6 separate regions of the Homo sapiens genome follow, and regions 2, 3, 4, 5 and 6 are each linked to region 1. A link is a contact called in ENCODE Hi-C or POLR2A ChIA-PET data. All regions are on one chromosome and are shown on one strand. The core of a region is the stretch at or near the end of the contact, and the rest is flanking DNA. Distances in the headings are between cores, read along the strand shown.

Region 1 (4,224 bases), core at 425-2,924:
GAGGCAGGAGAATCGCTTAAACCCAGGAGGCAGAGGTTGCAGTGAGCCAAGTTCACACCACTGCACTCCAGCCTGGGTGACAGAGAAAGACCCTGTCTCAAAAAAGAGAAAGAGCTCTTGAGGACATGCCCAAAGATGGGGCCTTGTTGACGAAGAGCTCAAAGGAGCCTGGCTAGAGTTTGGTCAAGGAGAGAGTTTTTGACACCACCTGCTTGAGCACGACCCAACAGCTCTTGCCCCATGCCTGACTTTGCCTCCTATGCTGAGGACTCTCTTCTTCTCTCCTGCCCTAAGGCATCTCTGTTGCTGCTGAGACACCAGGTGGCCTAGACCCCAACATGTGTGACCTGGAAGTGAGCAGGGTGGTTAACACTTTGATCAGTGAGGGACAGAAGCTGGTCAAATGATAAATTGGGAGAACTTATTGGAAAGGATAAACTCTGATACTGTCCTCCCAATGAGCGCACACTGTCCTAAGATGTGTGTACAACCTGTCGGAGGACAGTGACAAATTGGAGCAATCGATCGCTTTCCATGCCAACTTGGCATGCACCTTCTTATATTTGCTGTCATTCATTCCTGACCTCATTCCTGTTTCCCCTCACTCTATCATCCCTGGGACTGCACTTCCCAATAAAATATTAGTGTATAATCATTTGCCTCCAGCTCTGTTTTCTAGAGAATCTAGGCTGAGACAACTAGCACTGTGATGCCCAGAGGAGACTGGGATTCAAAGAATATTATGTTTGAAGACCTTTATGCTCAGTAGAATCCTTACGTGATGCAAGATTAAGTTAGGATTAATATCCGGATCATGCTTGAGGCTAGCTCTGTTTTAAGAAGGCTTTCACAGGGAGCCCCTCTCTTGCTCTTGACATTTAGAAGTATGGGAAGGTACAGTCCTTTTCCTGAGCTGTCTGACTTTTAGCTGCCAGACACACCTGTAGCAGCCGCCAGATGATGCAGGCTCTTCCTCCTTAGTAACCATCTGTCTACAATGATGGGCAGCCTCAAGGGAGGGTCTCCTCTACCATCTCCCTCTCGTTTCTTCTCCTTGGTCTCTCAACCCCTCTGAATAGCTGAATACCTCCCCTCTTTATATCTTAGCTTTCTGTGGACCAAAACCCAGAAAGGCAAGGGGCTGTGCACCCAGGCGCATAGTTACAATCTGACACCCAATAGATACTTTACGTTCCAGGATGTATCAAAAGCAGGTGGCAGTGGGCGCGGTGGCTCACGCCTGTAATCTCAGCACTTTGGGAGGCCGAGGTGGGTGGATCACTTGTCAGGAGTTCAAGACCAGCCTGGCCAACATGGTGAAACCCCATCTCTACTAAAAATACAAAAATTAGCTGGGCCTGGTGGTGGGTGCCTATAATCCCAGCTACTTGGGAGGCTGAGACAAGAACTGCTTGAACCCGGGATGCAGAGGTTACGGTGAGCCGAGATGGTGCTACTGCACTCCAGCCTAAGCAACAGAGCAAGGTTCTGTCTCAAAAAAAAAAAAAAAAAAATACATGTGGCAAATAAGCACATGAGAACAGTTTTGACATCATTAGTTATTAGGGAGACTCAAGTTAAAACCACAATGAGCTACCAAAAAAAAAAAAAAAAAAAAAGAAAGAACAAAAGCATGTGCAAATCTGTCAAAATCATGATATGAAAATGTGTACACAACATAATGCAGTGTGCCAGCATTCACTGAGATTTCAAAGTCAATTCAAGCAATAGCTATCAGCGCTGGTCCTGTGCTAATCTTAAAATGGCACAAGGCAGTTACGGTCACAGGTGCTTCCCACACACCAGGCATGTACCGAACGTTTCATGTAAGTGTTTCATTTTGAATCAAAACCTTGTGAGGTAGACTATTATTATCTCTAATTTACAAAGGAGGCAAATGAGCTTCAGAGAGAAAAGGAACTTGCCAGAATCTCACAACTGGCTGAACCAAAATTCGGATCCAGGACTTTCTAACTGCAAAGCCCACAATCATAAGCCTTGTGCTTCCCCCATATCCTGTTGGCCCTGACTTCCTTACACGCCTACGAAGTCCTCTGTGATCTCTGCCTGAGGGTTTTCTCCTCTGCACACATGTTGGGCTGCAAGTGCTCAGGAGTTGATACTCCCAAGAGCAGCCCCAGCTGATGATGAATGAGCATTGGAGGGTAAGCATCAGCTTCCTTGCCCCTTGCGGGCCTTAACCCTGGTAGGTTCTGCACAGTCTTCTGAAGGTTCCCAGTTGTCTGCAGTGAAAACCCACTCAGCAACACACAAAATTGGCTTCCTTCTCTTCCCTGTCTCATTTCCCAACTCCCCTAGTGGGATCACTTTCCAAATCAACAGTGTGTACTGAAACTCCTGTCTCAGAGTCTGCTGCTCGGGGGCGGGTGGGGTGGAAGATAGACTCGGTGGGAGGTAGGGTTCCTTATTCTGGAAGAACTTACATATTCTTATGGAGAAAACACACACACACACACACACACACACACACACACACACACACACACGCATGCACAGAGAAGTAGAGAAATAACAAAGACTGTCTCCTGAAGGTAGAACTGCGTGGTATCATGTATCAAAGATAGAATGGGCCTGATGGTACAAAGTGAAGGCAGCTGCACCTGATGACCCCTCACTTTTTTTTTTTTTTTTTTTTTTTGAGACAGGGTTTCACTCTGTCACCCAGGCTGGAGTGCAGTGGTGCTATCTCAGCTTACTGCAACATCTGCCTCCCTGGTTCAAGTAATTCTCCTGCCTCAGCCTCCCACGTAGCTGAGTTTACAGGTGTGCACCACCACACCTGGCTAGTTTTTGTATTTTTAGTAGAGACAGGGTTTTACCATGTTGTCCAGACTGATCTCAAACTCTCGACCTAAGGTGATCCTCCCACCTCAGCCTCCCAAAGTGCTGGAATTACAGGTGTGAGCCACCATGCCTAGTCGACCCCTGATGTTTTGACTGAAAGACCTCAGATTCTCTCCCTTGTGCCACCACCCAGGAGGGTACAAACAGAACAAAATCTGGGCCTTAGGCCTTTCCTCTGATTCCTTAGGGGAATCATATCTGCCCAGCACACTGGGCTGGCTTTGCACAACAGTAAAGTTTATTGCCACGTGAGAGGTGCTAATGTTTTACCACTGAGAATATCTCAGAAGTTAGAACCTCAGGTCCTTCAGTTGTCTTAGCTATGGATGAAAAACCTTCCATCACCCAGCTGCTTGGGTCTTAAGATAGGAAGTGACAGCTACGGTCTTAAGGTAGGAAGCAGTATGTTTTGAGAGCGATCTGTCATTTCTCCACATTTGGCCCACTAGAGTCTTTCTTACTTGAGCACTAAAACATGCTTCTGACCTCTGATCAAAACGGTGTTGATGATACAGAGTCATGTGCCTGACTCAGGCCATGCAAATCACCCCACCGCCAACTCCTAATTCCCTCAAGGATTATCAAAAGAACATAAATAAAGGGTCGACTGCCTCCATTATCCAGCATTCAACTCCTTTTTCGATGTGGGCATGAAAGCAGAGAGCTGTGTAGTTGGTTGAATGATGGCCCCCTAAAAATATGTCCACCTAGTACCTGTGAATGTGACCTTATTTGGAGAAAGGGTCTTGGCAGGTGCAATTAAGCAAGGCTCTCAAGATGAGATCATCTTGGATCATCTGGATAAGTCTTCAGTGGAATGCACGTGTTCATATAAGAGACAGAAGATAAGAAGACAGAGGAGGAAAAGTCCACATGAAGGCAGAGGCCGAGATTGGAGTGATGTGGCCACAAACTAAGCAATGCCAGGCTCCACCAGAAGCTGGAAGCAGCAGGGAACAGAATCCCTGCTACAGCCTCCAGAGGGAGTGCAGTCCTGCTGACACCTTGACTTTAAATTTCTAGCTTCCAGACAGTGACAGAGTACATTTCTGTTTTCCTAACCGAGCCAGTTTTTGTGGTATCTGTTACAGCAGCCACGGGAAACTAATACAAGTTGCTAACAATTTTTGGCCCTAACAACGTTTTCAGGGCTTTAACCCTTAATCTTCATAATGATGCTTTAAATGTTTTAATTAAATTAATTTTTTTCTTCTTATAACGAAGCTTTTTGGGTTCTTTTAGAAACTGGGTCTCGCTCCGTTGCCCAGGCTAGGGTGCAGTGGCGTGACTGTAGCTCACTGTAACCTCAACCTTCTGGCCTCAAGCAGTCCTCCCACTTCTGCCTCTCAAAGTGCAGGG
Region 2 (4,357 bases), core at 1,106-3,605, 640 kb after region 1:
GTATGTCATTCTAGATACTGGGAAGACTGAGGTGGGAGGATCACTTGGGGCCAGAAGTCTGAGGCTGCAGTGGGCCATGATTGCTGCCCTGCCCTCTACCCTGGGTGACAGAGCAAGACCTTGTCTCAAAAAGACAAACAAACAAAAAACTAAAACCAACCAAACAGACAAAAAAACAAAGACACAAACATACATGTTAGCCTAGGCCTGCACAGGGTCAGGACCATCAAGATGTCACTAGGTGATAGAAATTTTTCAGCTCTATTATAATCTTAGGAGACCACCATCGTATATGCAGTCTATCATTGACTGAAAAGTCGTTGTGTGGCACGTGACTGTATACTCAAAAACAGTAGATAGCTGCATTGGTTTGGGTTTCCTGAGAAGCAGCCCTTGAGACCAGGATCTCAGTGCAGGTGGTTTATTTGGGAGGTGAAACAGAAATGAGTAAGGAAGTGGAGAAATGAGACAGGCAAGAGCAGGCAGTTAATAAAGAGTGAGAAGAGTGAGTTACCACCCCACTACCACTGCCAGCAACTGGGGCTTCATCTCACGGGGATTTTTGCAGGGGCAGGGAGCCTGTAAAGACCCCTAAATTCCTAAACACAGGGAATTCTGTAAACAAATGATAGGATATGCTCTCAACAGAAAATGATGAAAAAACAAAAATAGATAATTTAATAAAAATTATTTATAAGCAATTTTTCACTGTAAACAAAACTTTTACTTATCTGTTCTTCCTCAGATTTCTCCATAGTGAGCACCCACAGATGACTTGTTTGATAAAAATGATAGACATTCCAAAAAACAAAACCAAAAAAGTACAACTCTAAAATATTTTAGGAGAATTTGCTAGGTAAAAAAAATGCTAAGGCAAATCCTGAAAAACAATGCTCCCCTCCAATAAGGGCCTCTTGGTTCCCTAGCTTGTCTTTGATATGAAAATGCAATTTTAAAAGAGGGGTGGAATATTTCCACATAGACAGCTGGCTGAGAGCCAGATGCACCTCTGCCTGATACCAAAGGAAGCCAGGTGTTTGCTGATGCCTGTGGAATCCAGGCACACACCCCCTGGCCACATCTTGTCATCCCAAGATGAGGCACTGCTCCTCAGTGCACCCCAGTCTGCGTGCAGCATCTGAAAAGTCAGGCTGGGGCCATTTGGCCCTGCCCTTCCCATCAGGCCCGCGGCCTTAGCAAGCTGGAGCCTGTTTGCCTAGACCTAGTGGAGTGGAGGCCTCTGCTGAGAGATCTGGAAGATCCTGTTGGGCAGGACCAACTTGATGGATGACCTGCTCATTGCCAAAGGAAGGCGGGGTGAGGGTGCAGATTCTCCTCCCCGAGACACCAAAACGTGCCCCAGGGGACCTTAGAAAATAACTGCTCTTCTCTCATACAGGGGCACAGAGTTGCTTCCTGTCAGATGGCAAATGGTAATCATGGTGGCTTTAAATATTCCCGCACAGCCTGGGGTGCCTGAAAGCATTTCAGAATCATGATGGGCAAAGCTGGAGGATACATTTTCCTTTCTTGTGCACCAGGTACGAAGACTCTCAGCTCCAGGCACAGCAGGAAAGTATGCCAAGTGCCTCTTGGCACTTCTCCTGGAAGCGTAAGGGGTCCCCTCCTTCATTCAGGCACCAACCTCCTTGCTCCCCACCCGCTAACTCTGCTATGGCCAGCCCAAACTTATCTTCTCTCCTGTTCACCCATACATCATCTTCCCTTCCTCTGAAAAACATTCCATCAAAGTTCACATTGCTCATTGCCTAGGGTTCAGCTTAATATTCATGGAGAAAATGATCTAATCAAACTACGTATTAACGAATAAGAACACCTTAATGTACTCAGCCAAAGGTATGAATCTCAAACAGCTGAATTTTACCATTTGGTGGCAGGCCAGTGAGCAGAGGCTTGTTTTGCTGAATGCCTTCCTAAAAAAAATCCCAAACCAGAACACCTAGCAACTGGAAATTGGCACTGCCCACCATAATTTCATAGGGAATATAATCTGTTAGAATGTTAAGGGAACTTGAAGACTACATCATAAAAATAGTAAACATGATTTGAGTAATTTTTATGCTGTACAAATTATCTTTTTTTAATCCATGCAATAGATATTCTCACCCCATTTTATAGATGCAGAAGCTGTGGCTTAGAGAGGTTAAGTAACCTTCCTATGACCACACTGCAACGGAGGAAGTTGAGATCTGAACCCTGAAAGCCTGGCTTTAGTTTGAACTCTTCTATGCATTACTGTCTTCCACTTCTTTTTGCAGCCTAGAACACTGAGATTGTATGAGGATTGGAGATACAGAGACTGATGAGTGAATGAGCAAGGCCAGAATCTTCCTACTTCTTGGCACTAGTTCTCTTTTATCAGAAAACAGGAAGTGCAATTCTATGAGTCACAGAGGTCAGAAGCAGGTAGGGAGAGCCTGACAATTACTTCTAACTAATTGGTATTCAATGTCTTTTAACCATGGCAACCTTTGTTCAAGTGAGATCTTACTTGGAAGTCCAATATATTCTGCAGATAAAAGTGAGTTCCTCGGGTTAAAGGTGCGAGAGGATAGCCCAAACTTTAATCTTGAACCTACAGTGGCCCCTGTGGCTTTTCCATGGAAGCCCTAGGCCTTGAGAAGCAGATCTGGAAAATCACTCCTTGTTGTTGATTGCAAAAATTGCCAAAATGCATTGCAGCTTCTCCCATCAAGAGGCAGAGCTATTTTCTCTACTCCCAGAACTGGGGTGGGCCTTGTGACTTGCTTTGACAGAATGCAGCAAAAGTGACATGGCGCCAGTTCTCAGTTGACGCCTCAAGAGACTTCATGCTCTTCTGTGCTTGCTCTTGGAACCCTTCCACCACCAAGTGAGCAAGCCCAGGTTGGCCTGCTGGACGGTGACAACCTCAGTCATCTCAGCCCAGCTCTCATTGTGCGAGAGCAGGATGGCCTGCTGGATGGCGACAGCCCCAGTCATCTCAGCTGAGACCGTCGCAAGCCAACCTGGCAGCTGATCATGCCCATCTGAGACCAGACCAGCCCAGTACAGACCCAAAGGACTGCCTGGCTGAGGCTGGCCAAATTGCTGACCTACACAATTGTGAGCTAAAGGTGAGTAAATGATGTTTTAAGCTATCAAGTTTTGGAGTCATTTGCTTTGCAGCAATAACTAATGGATATAGTTCCCTAATAGAAGAATCTCAAAATGACACCAAGGTCTTCCCCTCCGGTCTCCAAATGTGGAGGAATGGCACAGCAAGGAGTCCCTCCCCAGACATCCCCTATCCCCAATCCTAACCCAAGGCCCCCAAATCCACCTCTGCCTTAGGATGTAATGGGCAAAGGAGAGGCATCCCCAGCTGCCCTTATTCCAAACAGAATGACAATCACAGAGGGGAAATGAAAGACTCCTTTACATGATCCTACAAGAGCCAAACTTCCATCTAAAGAATTCAGTTGGAAATCCACTTGTGTGCAGCTGTTTCCTGCAAGTGCTTCAAGGCTTGTGGCATCCTCAAAGCCAGGGGTTGGGGGAGAAGCAGAAGGAAGAAGGGGAGAGGGCCTTAAAGGTTAAACCTGGCACATTAAAGCTGCTCAGAAAACACCAAAAAAATGTAAATGAACATTTTTAGCTGCAGTGGGAGAAAGGCAGCCCCGAGGCCGGGGGTTGATCTTTCAGAGTATCGGGCACACCGCAAAGCTGTCTCCATTTATTTACTTCTAATTGAAAGCTGGCGTGCTGAGGGTTACTCCACCCAGGCGTGAAGCGTAGCCATCCGTGAAAGATTTCCCAAGACCTCTCCCTCTGCAGAAGCATCCTTCATGTGCTTGAAAGGGAAAATGTCAAGGGGGCACTAAATTAAAACTCAGTTTTGTCTTTGAAAAATAGATTCAATCCTCAGTAGGACTTGGTTGGAGAGATACTAGCATTAGCATAATTTCTCAATGCATTTTATAGGCCAGTCAGAAAAAAAGGATATTCAGAAAATCTACCAGGAAAAAAAAAAAAGGTTTCATGGGGGGCCACACATGCTATTTTTCACAGAGAGAGACTCCTGGGACTCGTGGTTGACAATGGGTGGTTTTCTCGGTGAAATTTTACCTCTTCAGGGATGGTTTCAACACAATTGGTCAGCTGGTGGTAAATGCCATCCAAGAAAAATAAGTTGGCTGGCTTTCATGACTGTCATCCATATCCAAGTTCATTAGTTCACTCACTCATTCACTCCCTTCATGGATTCAGCAAACACTTATTGAGTCCCTGTGACGTGCGAGGCCCCGTGCTGGCTACTGGGCATACAACGGTGCCCATGACAGCCCACTCAACGCCTACAGTCTACCGGGAACGAGAG
Region 3 (4,191 bases), core at 202-2,701, 860 kb after region 1:
CCTTTTTCATTCTCTATTAGTGCACTTCTTTCTCCTCATAGCACTCACCACAATTAAGTACACTGTTTATTGTTTTCCTCTCCCCAGTGAAAAGTACATGAGGGCAGGACTTTGTCTTGTTCAGCACAATAATACCAACACTGAAACTCAATAAATAAATTAAAGAAATAAGTGAATTAAAAAACTGGAAAGTGCAATAATTCAAATACGGACGTTATATGGTCTAAGGGAAATCTGAGCAAAACTGGTTCAGCAACAGTGAAAAAACCACCTTGACTGGTGGAGAAGGTTTGTACCACAAAAGTACTTGGGTGGGAAAAGTAGGATGCAGCTACACTTCAGAAAGATTAGGAGGATGGATAAAGAGAAGGACAAGAGATTGGCAATACTTTAGGATGAATATGTAGCAGCGGGTTCTGTGGAATGGGGTTAATAGCAGTGCTTATCCCTAAGGATCACCGTCAAAGTTAAATGAGATACACCATCATAAAGCACTTAACGGAACTGCTTGTCCACCACACTACGAGTTATCAGTGTTAGCTGCTACCAAGGTTACGATTCTGCAAGGAGAATAATTTAAACAGATCAAGTGCTGACAGACCCTCACGGAGACTTGGGGGAAACAACCACACTTCAGGGACAAAACCAAACAGAAGAGCAGCAGACAGCAGGGAAGCAGGAGAACTAGGCTAATTTGGTGTCAAGAGGTCCAAAAAAGGTAAGAATTTCGGTAAGTAGGGAGCGGACAGACAAGAGATAGATCAACAGAAGGCGGCCTGGGCAAAGTTAAAAGGACCGACGGGTTGGGAAGTCACGGAGATGTCAGCGCGCGCCGTTCCCAGGAAGGGAGAGACTGGGAGAGCAAACGCGGAGTGAAAGGAAAGAACAGAACAAGTCAGAACGGGACGAGAACTAGGGCGACAGGGCAGAAACGGGAAAGTGACACGGTCCAAACGTCACTTTTTCAAGTGATTCCGCAATCCTTTGATATGGGATTTAAGAAAGCTCAAGAAGGAAAAGGGCTTCCGCAGCATCTAAAACGCACCCCTGGAAGAGGGCAGTTCCCTGGCACCAAGAGAAGCTGCGGAAACGTCGGGAAAAGGCATTCGCGCAATCGAGCACTGCTCTCTCGACCTTGCATTCTCCCTCTAAAGCAGCTATCTAACGAATGCGCCTTTCCTGCGGCCAGGCACCCCGAACTCGCCTGAGAAAGTATGGCTTGGCGTAGAACTTGAAGTCAGACCCCTCGAAGTAGACGTCGAACTCGGAGACCCGGGCGTAGGGCACGCGGATGGCGATAGTCAGGAAGTCCGGATCCTGGCTGAGGTCGAACGCCGGGGTCAGCATCGCCGCACCGGACGCAAGGGCCGGCGCCGCTCGCTCTCACTGCCGCCGCGTTCCCGCCACGCAAACTCTCCAACTCCCCACGCGCAGGAACTCTCGGTGTGAGGGACGGAGCTTCCGGCTCGAGGCGGAAGTGCTCGCGCGTAAGGCAGGAAGTCTCTCCCCACGCCAATCTCCATGGAGACGGGACGCCGTTCGAGAAGAGGCGGAACTTTCAAAACCCCCGGGCGGAGAAAGGGCGTGGCGAGTGGTGCCTGGGAGCCGGCGTTGAACCGGCGGGATGACTAGCAACCGAGCCTTTTTCGAGGTTCTTAGAGATGATTTTAACAGCACTGGCTTGACAGGTAAACAGACGTGCGTTTGAATCCCTTCCTGGCCACAACTTCTCAGCTGTAAGACCTTGGGAAAGTTACAAAACCTCTCTATATCTTCTGTAAAACGCGGATAATGCGAGAACCTAGCCCCATAGAAATGCTGTGAGGGTAGCATGAAATTGTGCATGTAGAACTCTAATAACGAACTTGGCAAGTTGTCAACGCTTGATGTGCTGAAGTAGTCACCGCAGTAGCCACAGCAGCACCGTTACAGTGGTTTCCCTTAGTTCTCACCTGCCTTGTGAACAATTCCTCTTACACTTTCCCTTTCCTCCCTCTCTCTTTCCACTTCTCTTTTTCTGCAGCTTTCTCTCTCATTCTTAACGGCTTATTTGAAGAGTTTTCTCTTTAACAGAGCGTCCGTCCCGCTAATCTCATCTAATCTACGCTGCAAACTCTAAAGAAAACGGCTCAGAGAGGTTAATCAGTACGTTTTATAACCATGCATTTTACAGTAATTAGAACTCAGAACGTTTGACTCTTAAACCGTGTCGGTGACTGCATTCACAAATTAAGGTCCCTCTGTATTCCCCTTCTTTCCTTTTTCTCACTCTTGTCCTTACACTTGTCTGAGGACATCTTTTCTGTCTTTTTTTCTACTTGTCTTCCTTGTATTTTCTCCCTTTGGAGTGTGCCCCTTACACTCTCTCAGTGCCTCTCCCGCTGGTTTCCCTCTTCCCCCACATATTCCCTTGGCCTTTCCACACATGTTGTTTCCTGTTATTCCACCACTAATTAGAATAATCCAGTTGTGGTATTTATTCCGTGGTTTTAAGTATCAGTGGAAAAGGGATGAAAAGTACTCTCCTAGGACAGTGGAGATAACCAGAAAACTTCAAAAGTCTTTTCAATCTCCAGCTGTTTTATGATTCTAAGGAGACATTCTTGAAACTTCATTAGGACTCAGAAAAAAAATTAATAGTAACAGGGGCTAACATTAACTGAATATTTACTATGTGCCAGCACTGCAGCAAACCCTTTGTAATGATCTCATTCTCCCTCCTGACCGCTCTATGAAGTAGGCATTATATATTCCCTTGGCTTGCACAGGATCTCACAGCTAGTAAGTGGTGCAATGGGAATTGAAACCCAGGTGAGTCTGATTCCTAGGCCCAGGCTCTACACTATTACAGAGTTGACTCCCTCTGTTATTACCACCTACTTTGTTTCACATTCTAAAGCCAAGCCTGCCTGCTTTAGACCATACTGAGCCTTACAAGTAATAGGCACTCAATATTGACAATGAATTGATGCCAACTTTGATTTAATAAAGCTCTCAAAAGGTCCCTTGAGATAGGCCTGTGACTAAACTATTCCAAATTAGCTTCTTTACAAAGAATCTTGGCCGGGAGCGGTGGCTCACACCTGTAATCCCACCACTTTGGGAGGCCGAGGGGGTGGATCACCTGAGGTCAGGAGTTCGAGACTAGCCTGGCCAAGATGGTGAAACTCCGTCTCTACTAAAAATACAAAAATTAGCCAGGCATGGTGGTGTGTGCCTATAATCCCAGCTACTCAGGAGGCTGAGGCAGGAGAATCCCTTGAACCCAGGAGGCGGAAGTTGCAGTAAGCCGAGATTGTGCCATTTCACTCCAGCCTGGGTGACAAGAGTGAAACTCCATCTCAAAAAAAAAAAAAAGAAATAATCTTTACATCTGCCATGGGACCTCATTCCTGTAGGTCACAAGCATTAATATTTTTAAATTATTAATGCCAGAGAATCAACTGAAACAAGCTATGCTATCCATGAGGAAATTCTAATTGAAAGCACTTTGCAAACTAGAGCTGTGCATTTCCTGGGTACTTTATTATGTGTCTGGCAACACACACACACACAGGACTGCAACACAGGAAAACAGACAACATGGTTCAGTGCTGCCGTCATTATAAGAAATATATACTGCATCTGCTAAATCACAAAATACGGATAGTTTCAAGTATATAACAAGGTTTTGTTGTTTTGGGTTTCTGTTGGTTTTTGTTTTCTTGCAGGCAATAGTTCTCTTATTTTTGCATTTCTATTAGTGGTAAATATAAGTTATAGATTCATTCTCACTTAAGAACATAAAGTTCCTTTTGGCTGCCATGCAACTTTGGTTCTTTCTCCTGCTTCCTCAAAGGCAGTCCTAGCTATCACTTCAGACCCTTTTCTATTTCTACATCCATTTCTATGGACCCTGTTGCTTTGTGTTTAGACCCACTTTATATGGGCACATTCTCACACTATGAAAGTAATTCTGCAACATGCTTTTTTTCCTACTTTGGTTCATTTTTGAGACATAGCTATATTGATTCATAGATCAAATTGAGTTTCTATTTCTGAATACAGACATTGCTTGAGAATAAAGACATTATTTTAATGTTTTAAATTAGCTCTGGTTTAGAGGGGAAAACAGGAATGCAATTTTTCATCATTTTTGAGCATTCAAATGTTGCAGTGTTTTTTATCTTTTCATTTTCTGAAAGCTTACTT
Region 4 (3,902 bases), core at 725-3,224, 590 kb before region 1:
CTTCTGCTTAAAAGGTCCTGCAAGTTACAGTTGTGCCTCATGGATGGGCGTCAGTAAGGATGTGTGTGTGTGTGGTGGGGAGGGGGGTTGGGGGGGGCAGTCAAGAATTCTATAGGAAGAGAAAAACAATCCAAGTCTCCAAAAAGCGAAAGGTTTATTCCATGATGACATTCTGTTCCAGTTTCAAGTAAACAAAGGCCAACTTCTTGCAGACATGGCAACTTCTTGCAGACGTGGCCCAAGTTAAAAACGGTTAAATAAGAAAGATTTTAAAAGTTCCTTTGTGCATGCTGCTTTGAAATAAACAGTTCAAATTCTTGTGCAGTGCCGTGTAGTCAGGAAGAGATGAGCCCCCCATCTGAGACAAGCCTCACGTTATCAAACTCTGCCCTCCCCAGGCCTGGCCTGTTGCAAATCCAGAATTAAACACTGTTAATTATTTGCAGGCAAAATCCTTTTCAAAGTAAAAAATCAAATTGTTTGTTCAAAAACTCCTGCTCCATCTAAGTTCCCCCTCCCGCTGAACATCATTACTTCAAAGAGCTCACAAAAATGTCATGGCCTCCAAACATGTATATGAAGGAAATGATGAATCTGTATGAATGGAAGATCTAAGTATTCTCCACTTGTAATAATAACACTCACCTAAAACAAAAATATCACATATTTCCAATTCTAGATTGGACTTTGTCAGGTTTCAATATTAAGAGTCAATTTTATTGACTTCCTCCAGTTTAAATTTAGAAATCTTTTTCTTACTGTCTTAACCACCCATGCCTACTTGCCCCCACTACAAAAAGTTTCATGGTTTAGACATAGGTTGAAAAATCTGCCTAACTAAATAAACAAAGACTGCCTTTCTTTCCAAATAAAAATGAGTTTAAGAATTTGCCTACTGTTCCCCCAAGACACAATCATATAGCAAATTCTCCCACCTCCAAAATGATTGATGTGATGTCTTTCCTTTCTTTCATCATTCCCTACCTTGTCTGGTCGCTGGTGAAAACCAGGAAGCCACAGACACACACTTCGGTCTTTCGCTTGTGCGGGCCTCAATTCTCCAATGCCAGGTTGCTGCCAATGTCCTTGCAGCCAATGGTAAACAGGCCACAAGGTTCAAGTTAACTGCGGAGCGTTACTACACTGAACATCTGGTCATGAATGAACGGATTGCCCACTAACTCTCAGCATTGGGCAGCTGATGAAAAATTCAACATTTTCCTTGTTGGCACAGTTGTTTTGGAGAATTCTCTAGAGCTTCCTGAATTATATTAAGAAAATTTCACTGCAGCAATCTATATCTGTGAGAACAGCTGGTGTTGAAAGGGATCTGCTGCTCTCTCTCTGTGCTGGGGGACCTCATGTTGGATCAGGACACTTTTACTACATTTGTCCTTGAAAACTTAGCCTTCGTTCAGGGGTACAGGGTAAAGCAGGAAAGACAGCTCACGGATGCTGGATTCCACACAGACGAACATCTTAATTCAGAGTGAAAAATCTATTACTCAGTGAAGAAGGCATTAAGATCAAAACAGTTCATTAGAAATAGACCTGTCTCTGAATTTTCTTTAGAAAACATATCTAATCAAAATTATCGTTGGGTTATGATATCAGATTGGTCCTATCAGCATGGCACATTTCCTAAAGATTTTCAGTAGAAAATAATAGTCCTTTATAAAACTCAACTAGATGCAATGTGTCCAAACATTACTTTTTCACCACATAACTGATTTTAAACTCAGCAAAGTGTTTTATTAAACCTAAGGGTGAAACAATTAGAGCAAATCTGATGTAATATGTTACATTATACTCAGCACTGGAAGAGGTCACAGTGACAGAGGTGTCTGAGGCTTAAGAAAAGAAATTCTCTAAAAATATAACAGTCGCGTTTAAAGAAATTAACTTGTTAATGGATATATGTGATATATTACTATTCTTTTTGTTTAAAAAAAAGGAAGTGGTAAACTTAAGTCAAGCTAAATTTAGGCTATTATCTATGCAGCATAAATTTCACTTCTGTGTATAAATGCTAACTTGCATATTTCTCCATGGTAACTAAACTATGATTAAAACAACAGTGAAACCAGCCTTTAAAGCCACCTGTTTAACTAGGAACAACCTAATTTACAAAAATACTTAAACTTTGGAAATTTCATGGGCATCTATATCGTGCTCTTCCCAGTAGAAAGCTCACTTTTCCATGAACATATAATTGCAATGCACTTGGCCTAGGTCGCAATCATTCTTTTTTTAACTAGTGTAATTTTTTTCATGTATTGTTCACGCTAACCTAAGTGGTATTTAAGATTGTAAAGAATAAGACTGTAATAACTCTTTCCAAGAAGAAAGTTATTTTACCGTTTGGAAGGGATTAATTTACCTAGAAAGTATCTTCACATTTTACAAAAAGAACAAATGAAAAAAGTGAGAAAATTCCAAACTGAAATGACTCTTTGAGATGGCAAGCCACATTCAAACTAATTTTTTTATTGAGATAGCCTGATAATTTACTAATGAAGAAATGGGCTATTTTATTGGTGAAATTAAAGAAATAATTATAATATGCCCAAGAATAATAAAAATGTAGGTATAAGCAATATTTTCTTATTTAATTATAAAACATAAAAGTAGGTTTGAATGTGAATCATTTTGAAACCTTAGAATTGGGTTTAGAATTTAAATACTGAAAACCCCATGAAGTTGAAGCATAATCATAATAGGTCAGGTTTGGTGTGAAAATCATGACTCATATTCATGACACATATTCAGAAATGCCTCATACTAAAACTTTATTATAATCAAAAATTGATCCTCAGTTTTTTTTTGTCTCCTGGTCTTTACATGATGTAATGTCTAAGACCACATTTCACACTGTTAAGTAATGATGACTATAGAAGACTCATAATAAAAAAAAAACTCATAAAATGTCACAATTTATAATTTTATGTATACTTGCCTCTCTAATATCATGTACATTTACGCAGTGGATGCTAATTAGATAACAACGGTATTACTATAATGTCTATAAAACCTGCCTTTAAAACCAAATTCCGTTAAAAATAGTCTTTTCAAGCTGACATAGCCCATTTCCAGGGTCATATTTAAAATAATTAGCACCATTGCTAGTAAATGTTCTAATAAAACTTGAAAATGATTTCTAAGCAAAATGCAAAATTCTCTAAACTTAACAAGAAAGTCTTCCAGTAATCTGAGATAATCTTTTGAAAGGGTGTCTGTGAAATCAAAGCAGTTTTAACATTTTAAAGTTCAGAATCTCTAGGGCCACTTACATGGCTCCTGAAAACTACTCTTGGAGAACCTGACCTATGGACTCTCTCATCCCATCTGATTCTTTTTCATTTTTTAAATTTTTTGTAGAGATGGGATCTCACTGTGTTGCCCAGGCTGGTGTTGAACTCCTGGGCTCAAGTGATCCTCCAGCCTCGGCCTCCCAAAGTGTTGGGGTTACAGGCATGAGCCACTGCACTCAGCCCCATATACTTCTTTGACACATACAAATGTCTGCGGAGCAGAGCAAGAGTTTCTGAGAAGCACATGGAAACAAAAGCCAACTATGCCTGCATCAACAATGTCCACTAAAAGAGCCCCAATTTCCAGAAGAGTCACCAGCTCCCAAAGAGCAGAATGTAAATTGTTCATATGCACCAGCCCAACTCCAAGGCAATCAGCAGTTATTTTTAGAAGTCCCGGATTTTTGTTTTCTCAGAACAATGATGAGTCCTCTTTAGAGATACGTTTTTAAAACCAACAGTCAACTCTCCTTTTTAAGCCTCCCCTATTTCAAATCCAATTCAGCTATTGGACAAAAAATCTAGAAGAAAGAATTCCATAGGCAGTGGTCATTTGTTCTTAAATACATCCCAGACCTTAGAAGAAAAGGT
Region 5 (4,271 bases), core at 1,263-3,762, 970 kb before region 1:
TGGATAGCTATGTCCGGGGCCACAAAAGCATTCCTCAGCTAAAAATATGTTGGTGACACCAAAAATGGTACAGCAAACTGTGGTCCAAGGGACACAGCCATACTCGTTCCTTGTTCCTTACGCATGGTCAACGGCTGCTTTTGTACCCCAATGGCAGAGCTAAGTCGAGTTGCTGTGACAGACACTGTATGGCCTGCAATGCTGAAAATATTTACTGTCTACCCCTTTATGGAAAAAATTTGCCATGCCCTCCCCTCTGTGTGGGACTTTTTACCAGAGGTTTCTGATTAAAACATTCTATTACAGAACAATTTCTTCGGATATATCAATGCTTTGCATAGTCACAACTCCTTTTCCTAGGTAGAAGGTTGGAAATTTTTGGATATTTAAAATTACTCATCCTTGAAAAATAAATATATCTAAGTAGGTTAAGAAGTTCTAACGCTTTTAAAGAGTGCCTAGTATGGGCTAGGCAGTTTATATGATGTACTTTTTATTTACTCATTCATTTATTTAATTTTTAGAGACAAGGTTTTGCTTTGCTACCTAGGCTACAGTACAGTGGCATTATCATAGCTCACTGCGGCCTCGAACTTCTGGGCTCAAGTGAGCCTCCCACCTTAGCTTCCCAATTAACTAAGACTATGGGCACATGCCACGACACCCAGCTGAATTTTTTTTTTTTTTTTTTTGGCAGAGATAGGGTCTTGCTATGTTGACCTGGCTGGTCTCAAACTCTTGGCCTCAAGAAATCCTTCCACCTTAGCCTCCAAATGCATTGGGATTACAGGGGTAAACCACCTGTGTCTTGCCTGGTGTACCTTTTAATTCTAACAACCGTAAAAAGTGGTTAACATCCCAAATCACATGTGCTGATACTGAGGCTCAGATGACATGTGGCTAGTTCAAAGAACATATTAATAATGTCCTCACTACCCAGTCAGGCTTTCTCCAAAACTTTCTTTACATCCACTGCCAAGCAGAAAGCAAACTGTCAATAAGAAGTGCTGCCTCTAACCAGGCTGTATAATGCAGCAGTTAAGAATAAGTCTTCTGAAGCCAGACTGCCTGGGTTTGGACCTTGACTCCACCTCTTATTAGCTGTGTGACCTTGGGTAAATCATTTAACCTCTCTGGGCATTAGTTTCCTTAACTCTATGCTGGGAATACTACTACAATACTAGCATAAACTGTTTGTGAGGATTAAATGAGTTAATATATGTGAAGCATTTCGGGACTATGCCTGTTTTAAGGTTCAGTACTATTTAATTATAAACTATTACTAGGGGAGTGTAAAATCAAGGGAACAGAAAATAGGTGAAAATAATCTATGAAGTAACACTTAAATCAAGGTCAAAGCAATGTTACCTTTATTAAGTAAGAATACCAAGGAGAATTCAAGCAACACTGCTATCAATTTGCCTAAACCATAAGAAATCCCTTCTAAAAAAGAAAGGGACAACTGAAGAGAAGCGTAGACTAGAGAATTTTGGGTCCACTGAAGCAAATGAAGATGCTTTCAGGATCTATGAATCCAGCAATCTGAGCAAAGTACTTGATGCATCACTCTCTGATGACAATAACCCCCCCTCCCCCCCCACCCAGTGAGATCATTCAAAGAAGCCAGGTGGTTTTTACTTGAACCACAGAAGTTTGCTAGCTTCTTTCAGTTCGGTTCAATGGAAAACAAAGTTGGTTTCATCAAAGTCAATTTGATTTCCCTTTAGACTGAACAGAGAAGTGGGAAATGTGAATCTACAAGAAGACTAACTTATTTTCCACTGCACTAGGCAAGATCCTGATACCTGAAGACAACTCTGAATTTCCAAGAGTTAAAATCATGTTGTAGAGGAAAACTGAAATCCTGAATTTGTTACATATGACCAGTCAATGCGTAACTCAGGAAAGCATCTAGGGGAGTTTCTTCTTACTCAGCATTTGCTCTCCTTTGCTACTTTACAATATTCATTTTTACATTCTTGAAGCAACTTTCTCATCCCCAGCCCCCATGTGGTTCACGTGGGGTGAACATCTCCCTCTGTTCTGGAGGCAGCATGTAATGCAAGCCAGGGCACATCATGGTGATTGGCTCAAAGCTAGAACACATGACTCAATCTGGGCCAATGACAGTCTGCCTATGGCTTTTTCTGGGGCTACATGGAAAGAGATACTCTGTGGGATTAATAAACCTGTCCTCTTCAGTTCCACTTGGAAAGAGCCCCCAGATGAAGACAACATAGAAAAACAGAGCTAATGGACAATCAATACTCCAACAGCCTTGGTTAAATATCAGGATCTAGCCATGCTTGAAGCCAGCTGTACCACTGGACTTCCTAGCAATAGGGGCCAATTATCATCCCTCATTTATTTATTTATTTTTTTCGCTTCAGCCAATTTAAGTTGGGTTTCTGTAACTTACAAACAAAAGTCGTCTTACAAATATAAGTCAATAAATAAGTACCAGGAAATAACCAAGCAACAGTTGCAGGTTGATAGTGGGCATTCCAATTCCACTGAGCAAACAGGAACTGAGAACATGTCGTGTCATGTGCAAAACCACAATAAATAATTGATAGGTGGTTTCCTATACAAGTGCCAGACTTCTAATATCTTTAGAAGAGAAATGGGCTCTTTTATAGGAATTGAGTCTAGGCCCCAATTCTAATGATCTTTATTTTCTTTAATACGAAAATTATTCTCTCTCCTTTTTGGGATAATCTTCTAATAAATATAACCTAATTGTCAGCTCACATAACAAATGAACCTATGATTTGAGGATTTTTTACGGTAGGCATAAGTTAGCCATTAACAAAATGTTTAAAATGGGTCTAGAAACTGTCATTTCCCTTTCTGACTCTGAAACTGATATATGTCCCTGAGCTTATGGATAGCAATTTTATAGTTCTAGAGACTTTATAACAATAAATCATATTTACAGATGTTTATCAGCCATTCTACAGATGGAAGAAATCGGTACCAAGGTATTTATCAAACCTAGCACTGGTGTAGAAGAAAAAACTCAGAATTTAAAAGTGGCTCTGCCAAGTTCTTTTTCTCTCATTATATAAATATGATTAGGCAAATGATCAGGAAAGAACAAAACTAAGATTCTATAGTGAGTGATTTCTAAACAAAACAAAACCCAATATCACTACTCTGAATGATAATAATTGTAAACGGCTGTTGCTTAATTTAAAATAAAGCATTGCTGATCGTGATTGTTCACATCTAGAAGCAATTTTGGACATCTCTTTTAAAATATTTTTAAGTACTTAAGTTTTCAATGACTACATAATGCTCTCAGAGTATAATCCTGAGGCAAGAAAGCTATGAAATAGATTCACAGGCTTCCATTCATTAACCAAAAATTTATATTCACCAAAACTGCTTGCAGGTAACACAAGGTATCTCTCTAAGGATGGCTTTATTACAATATTTGTATCGGGTCCATAAAGATAGATACAGAGACTGTTCTAACAATATAAAGACCACACAAAACTGGAGACCTGCACATAAATCAGCTCACCTCTGTTTCCCTGGGGCTTGAATGAGAGAGAAAAGCTAGAAGGAGATGGTCCCCAACACCCAATTTGTAAACCATCAAGCACCCAGATGTATACATGGGCATATGTTATAGTTATACATGTGCCTATGTTATAGGTATACATGTGCATATGTTTGATTACATGTCTATAATATCATGTAACATTATATTCAATTCATAGGTTAATGATTCAGTGATATTATGAATATATTTATATGATACAAAAATGGAGGGCAGTTTGGTCTAAATTTTATTTTTAACTGACAAGGTAACACAAGTAAGGAATAGCATAGAAGCATTTCACTTCAGCTATGAGATTAATATTATTTCCTTACAGAGATGCTTTATAGGTGTTATAGCTTCAAATGGGCCAACCCAGGTCTTAGTCATACTTTAACAGTAGAAATTGTTACTCCACTTTCCCTATAAGGACAAGAACCTGAACAAAAGTCAATACCAATATAGAAAGTTAAGAACCAAATTGGTAGCTTTCCTCGCCATCTGCTTTCTACATTTATAAAGTCAATTGTATAACAAAGAATGGGTCCAATCACCCAGCTGCAATTGGCCAGTAATTGTCACCAATTTTATAAAAATAAAGTGCATATGCAATTGCTTCAAAGAGAATAAAATACCTAGGAACCCAACTTGCAAGGGAAGTGAAGGACCTCTTCAAGGAGAACTACAAACCACTGCTCAATGAAATAAAAGAGGATACAAACAAATG
Region 6 (4,060 bases), core at 1,168-3,667, 900 kb before region 1:
CACAATAGTTGCTTGAATAAATAAACAAACAAATCAATCAATCAATCATTGTTTAAATATATGGATTTGGGCATAAAATAGTCATTCCTTGTTAGTGGCTGTTCATTTCTTTCACTCAAAGAATTTGCCAAAAGCCACTTATTTCTATGCATTTTCTGTCCAGCTCTGTAACAGCTTGCAACTACTTTTTTTCTTCCACTTAGCTTTTTGCTTTTCTTTTCTGAGACGAGGTCTCACTCTGTCCCCCAGGCTGGAGTACAGTGACACAATCACAGCTCACTGCAACCTCAACCTCCCATGGTCAAGCAATCCTCCCATGTCAGCCTCCTAAGTAGCTGCGACTCCAGGTGCATAACACCACATTCAGCTAATTTAAAAAAAAATTTTTTTTTGTAGAGATAGGGTCTCCCTGTGTTACCCAGGCTGGTCCCGAAGTCCTGGCCTCAAGCAATTCTCTTGCCTTGGCCTCCCAAAGTGCCTCACATCACAGGTGTGAGCTACTACGCCAGGCCCCACTTAGCTTTTTTTACTTCACCCCATTAATATTTAGTATCCCAAAGTTTCATTTATTTTCCTGTTACTGTGAAATTCCAGGTGAAGATTACTGGGCTCCTATGGCTTCAGCTTTTTACTATTAAGGAATATTATATTAGAATCATCAACAACAATCCAGTGAAATTCTAATAACATTATTAGCACCTTTCGTTAAGCGTATGTCACATGCTGTGTGTCTCTAGCTGGGTGCTTTATGTCCAAGTTTTCATTTGGTTCTTGTATGGTGGGTATCATTTATGGCCTTTTTTTTTTTTTTACATGGAGTCTCACTGTGTTGCCAGACTGGAGTGCAGTGGTGTGATCTTGGCTCACTGCAACCTCCGCCTCCTGGGTTCAAGCGATTCTCCTGCCTCAGCCTCCTGAGTAGCTGGGACCACAGGCGGGTGCCACCACACCCAGCTATTTTTTGTATTTTTAGTAGAGACAGGATTTCACCATGTTGGCCAGGATGGCCTTGATCTCTTGACCTCGTGATCTGCCCGCCTTGGCCTCCCAAAGTGCTAGGATTACAGGCGTGAGCCACCGCACATTTACGGCCATTTTATAGACAAAGAAACAAAGTTTTCTATTTTGCCCAAGGTCATGGTGGCAGGTCACGATTCAAACATGAATCCTTTGTTTCTAAAGCCTAAAGAGACTCAGGATGACATGGCTGAAAATTCTAGCATTGGAACTGCAAATATCGGATTGAAATCCATCACAACTGTATTCTTTGTAGCTGCAAACCTGAAACCAGTGTCTCATGTTGACAACTGGCCTTGCCCATGTTTTGTCCTTGGCCAAGGGGCAAAAAGAAAGCTCTGCCCTCTTTCAGACTGTGCCCATTACAGTTCTAGCTTACTTATCTAGGACTGCTAGTTAATTTCATATTAAGGAAATCTGTGAGCATCCCATGAAAGGGGATCTTCTCTCGTTCTTGCTTATGTGACAACAACATATACAAACATCATTATTATGCAATGTACCGGGGGGAAAGGGAGCACATTTGATAAATGTCATGATAATTTTATTCTTCGGGAATCTAAAATTGCTGTTGCCTTTTCTAATCTCCAGTGTCTCTAGCTGGTCCAGAGATAACGGCTCCCATCCCAGGCTAGAGACTCCATCTCTAATTTCCCCAAGTCTGTCAATGAGAGGCAGGGACTGAAATCCCAAGTTCTGTCTCACCGGATATTTTCCAGGAATGCCTCTCTTCCAAATCATCAGCGACATTTAACATGACCCTGAGCAGCAAACTTCTGCCCCAGAGGAAAGCAGAAAACCAATTTATGTAAAATTAAAAGCGATTTGCTTGATCCATCACTTGCTTCCACTCCCGTCCCACTTTCAACTGCAACACATTCAGCTGGAATTACAGGCTACCTCTTCGTCCTGCACTGGGGCATAGAATCTATCTATGCACAACCATGGAGAACAAACATTACAGAGAAAATAATGACTTTGGAAGCACCAGGCACCCTACCCAAACACAAGCTACATGTGTGTTCACAGATGGAAACTAACGGCTGTTTACCCTGAAGGCCCCATAAGAAAAATGCAGTCACCATAACAGTAAAATGCAACTTACTATTCAACATGAAACAAAGTGAGATAAAGAGAGGGCTAGGGACTGAATTCCAACAAAGAGCTCTTATAGTACCTTGGATTTCCTCGGGACAGTCCACACCATTCAAGAGCTGTGCAGGCCCTGAAGAGGTGAGCTGCACAACTGATGAGATCAAAAGACCAAGGCAGGAAAAGGGTTGCAGGTTAGCTCAGTTCTTTGTTGGGTGGGTCAGAGAACAGAACTCATGTGACATCATTTTGTGTCTTGCTCTGGAGGTGCACTTAGCAAAGCCAGAAATCCAATGTTAATTGATCAAACAACGACAACAAAATACCGGTTTTGTCTGGCAAAGGATTATGCAACATATTGATGTAAACGGCATCGAGCCGCATCAGAGGTACTCTGACCATTTCCTTGATGCAACAAATAAGGGCACGCATTCCTTGTCAGTGCATCACAAAATGACAACAAAAGTCATCCAAGGTTTCCTGTTGAGAGATGCCAGCTGGTATTGACAAAGGCTTAAGAGTGTCTTTCTCAGACCTCTGTGGTTTAGCACTTTGTCAAAACAGGATACTATTTAAATTAAAAATTTACTGATTCAAGTTCAGAAAAACCCTGCTTTGCTGTTTTTATAACCAAATTTGTGGGTGGGGAAACTTTGACCTTTATTTTTTCTTTTTTTATGACACCTTATATGGGTCTGAGAAGGTACTATATTTAGCAGGCTAGATTTGAGAACTAAGGTGTCTAAGCAAGATGACTATCACTTTCTATGAATTACTGTACATGTGAAATCATGGGCTTGTTATATTATGCAAAAGCGACTCATGTGAAACAAACAAAAATACCTGTTTGCATGTATAAGTTTTGTAAAATCTTTGTGGGGAGAGAAAGGGGAAATACACACTAGACTAGGCCACGGCATAATGTACCTCCCATGTGAATCTGGCTTAGTGTGCAAATGTATGTTTTCAGAGAAGGCTAAGCCAGGGCTGTAAGACTATGGTCAAAAAAGCAAAGCTGACGGTCAACCATAAGCAGTGCAGTGGTGAGAACCAAGATGCTGGGGAATAGATGGAGTCTCTGGAAATTGCGAAAGAGCAACCAAGCTTGTTTCTGATTGGGGGCTCTTAAACTTGCTCTTCCCCGAACCTGAAACTTTCTTCCCTAGATAGACGCAAGACTCAGTCCCTCACTCAGTCAAGGTCTCTACTCAAAGACCATTTCCTCAGAGTCCTTCCCTGGCCAGCCAGTCAAACATGGGACTGTCATCACCACGGTGTTTATCTTAATCTACTTTGTTTTCTTACAGATTTCATCGTCACACAACATGTGGTGATACATTGTTTTGTTTTTTGTTTTTTTTTTTTTGGCTTACCAGTTTAATGTCCCATAAGAATGTAATCTCCCGGCTGCTTTCTCTGCTGCTCACTCTAGGTGCCTCACTCTAGGTGTCTAGGTCAACACAACCACCCAATAATTTGTCAGATGTTTGTTGAACAGGGAATCTCATGAACAGTCTATTTGAGTTGCGTAAAGGATCTCATTATTTTTCTTGAACTTTCACCTGTCTAGCTAACTATTTATGGGAAAGGTACTAACAAAGTCATTCCAATGATGTCAAAGACTTCTGAGACACCAGAGATGCAGTTAGATATAAATATTAAACTACTTATTTTGCCTTAAAATCACTCTGAGATTATCTTTGAAGGTCTTACAGCTTTGAGAATATGCAACTTCCCATTGTTTAGGGGGAAACGCTGGAGGAAATTTGCATAATTTGAGAAAGAAATCGAACTCACCAAATACCTTAGTGCAGTTCATCTCTTTTGTCAATCTCTCTTTCTTATTAGTACAGGCAAATCTTTTAGTGAAGTGAATAATACTTTGGCCAATGACCTTACGCCAAGAGTACACCAGTGCTCAGGTCACATTTTGACCTTTCTTCCATCCAAC

What was found. Hi-C counts contacts between places; a loop is a spot of excess contacts on that map. ChIA-PET counts read pairs that join two places held with the same protein, here RNA polymerase II (POLR2A). Pooled maps may share reads with other maps.
Region 2: a pooled map shows a loop between it and region 1 (5-fold over the local background). The contact joins two enhancer-like sites. A Hi-C loop is called at or near these places in 4 of 37 single-sample maps with no recorded cell type and 9 of 50 pooled maps. POLR2A ChIA-PET finds 5 or more read pairs at or near these places in 1 of 52 experiments (H1).
Region 3: a pooled map shows a loop between it and region 1 (6-fold over the local background). The contact joins the promoter of SHQ1 here to the enhancer-like site in region 1. A Hi-C loop is called at or near these places in 6 of 37 single-sample maps with no recorded cell type and 10 of 50 pooled maps.
Region 4: a pooled map shows a loop between it and region 1 (11-fold over the local background). The contact joins two enhancer-like sites. A Hi-C loop is called at or near these places in 7 of 37 single-sample maps with no recorded cell type and 4 of 50 pooled maps.
Region 5: a pooled map shows a loop between it and region 1 (14-fold over the local background). The contact joins two enhancer-like sites. A Hi-C loop is called at or near these places in 4 of 37 single-sample maps with no recorded cell type and 2 of 50 pooled maps.
Region 6: a map with no recorded cell type shows a loop between it and region 1 (27-fold over the local background). The contact joins two enhancer-like sites. A Hi-C loop is called at or near these places in 12 of 37 single-sample maps with no recorded cell type and 6 of 50 pooled maps.

What each region holds. Positions count from the first base shown.
Region 1 is chr3:71,983,402-71,987,625 of GRCh38, forward strand. No RefSeq gene overlaps it. Among named protein-coding and RNA genes, the nearest start is that of LINC00877, 110 kb to the right of the region's middle. Within about 2 kb of position 1,675, at least 2 of the 41 ENCODE cell types and tissues checked have a DNase peak (open chromatin) inside an H3K27ac peak, as active enhancers do.
Region 2 is chr3:72,627,041-72,631,397 of GRCh38, forward strand. The region is part of intron 8 of LOC105377161 (a long non-coding RNA gene); the gene reads right to left. Among named protein-coding and RNA genes, the nearest start is that of RYBP, 180 kb to the left of the region's middle. Within about 2 kb of position 2,356, at least 4 of the 41 ENCODE cell types and tissues checked have a DNase peak (open chromatin) inside an H3K27ac peak, as active enhancers do.
Region 3 is chr3:72,846,994-72,851,184 of GRCh38, forward strand. It overlaps SHQ1 (SHQ1, H/ACA ribonucleoprotein assembly factor), which reads right to left and starts at 1,452. Exons shown (of 11, transcript NM_018130.3): 1 at 1,205-1,452. The coding sequence starts at 1,347. RefSeq lists an enhancer at 1,671-1,770.
Region 4 is chr3:71,390,502-71,394,403 of GRCh38, forward strand. All of the region lies in intron 3 of FOXP1 (forkhead box P1), which reads right to left. Among named protein-coding and RNA genes, the nearest start is that of FOXP1-AS1, 100 kb to the left of the region's middle. RefSeq lists a silencer at 1-71 and an enhancer at 1,752-1,831. Within about 2 kb of position 1,975, at least 4 of the 41 ENCODE cell types and tissues checked have a DNase peak (open chromatin) inside an H3K27ac peak, as active enhancers do.
Region 5 is chr3:71,009,244-71,013,514 of GRCh38, forward strand. All of the region lies in intron 12 of FOXP1 (forkhead box P1), which reads right to left. Among named protein-coding and RNA genes, the nearest start is that of FOXP1-AS1, 280 kb to the right of the region's middle. Within about 2 kb of position 2,513, at least 8 of the 41 ENCODE cell types and tissues checked have a DNase peak (open chromatin) inside an H3K27ac peak, as active enhancers do.
Region 6 is chr3:71,084,939-71,088,998 of GRCh38, forward strand. The region is part of intron 7 of FOXP1 (forkhead box P1); the gene reads right to left. LOC124906247 (a long non-coding RNA gene) reads left to right here. Exons shown (of 2, transcript XR_007095956.1): 2 at 1-3,777. Among named protein-coding and RNA genes, the nearest start is that of FOXP1-AS1, 200 kb to the right of the region's middle. RefSeq lists an enhancer at 2,906-3,005. Within about 2 kb of position 2,418, at least 7 of the 41 ENCODE cell types and tissues checked have a DNase peak (open chromatin) inside an H3K27ac peak, as active enhancers do.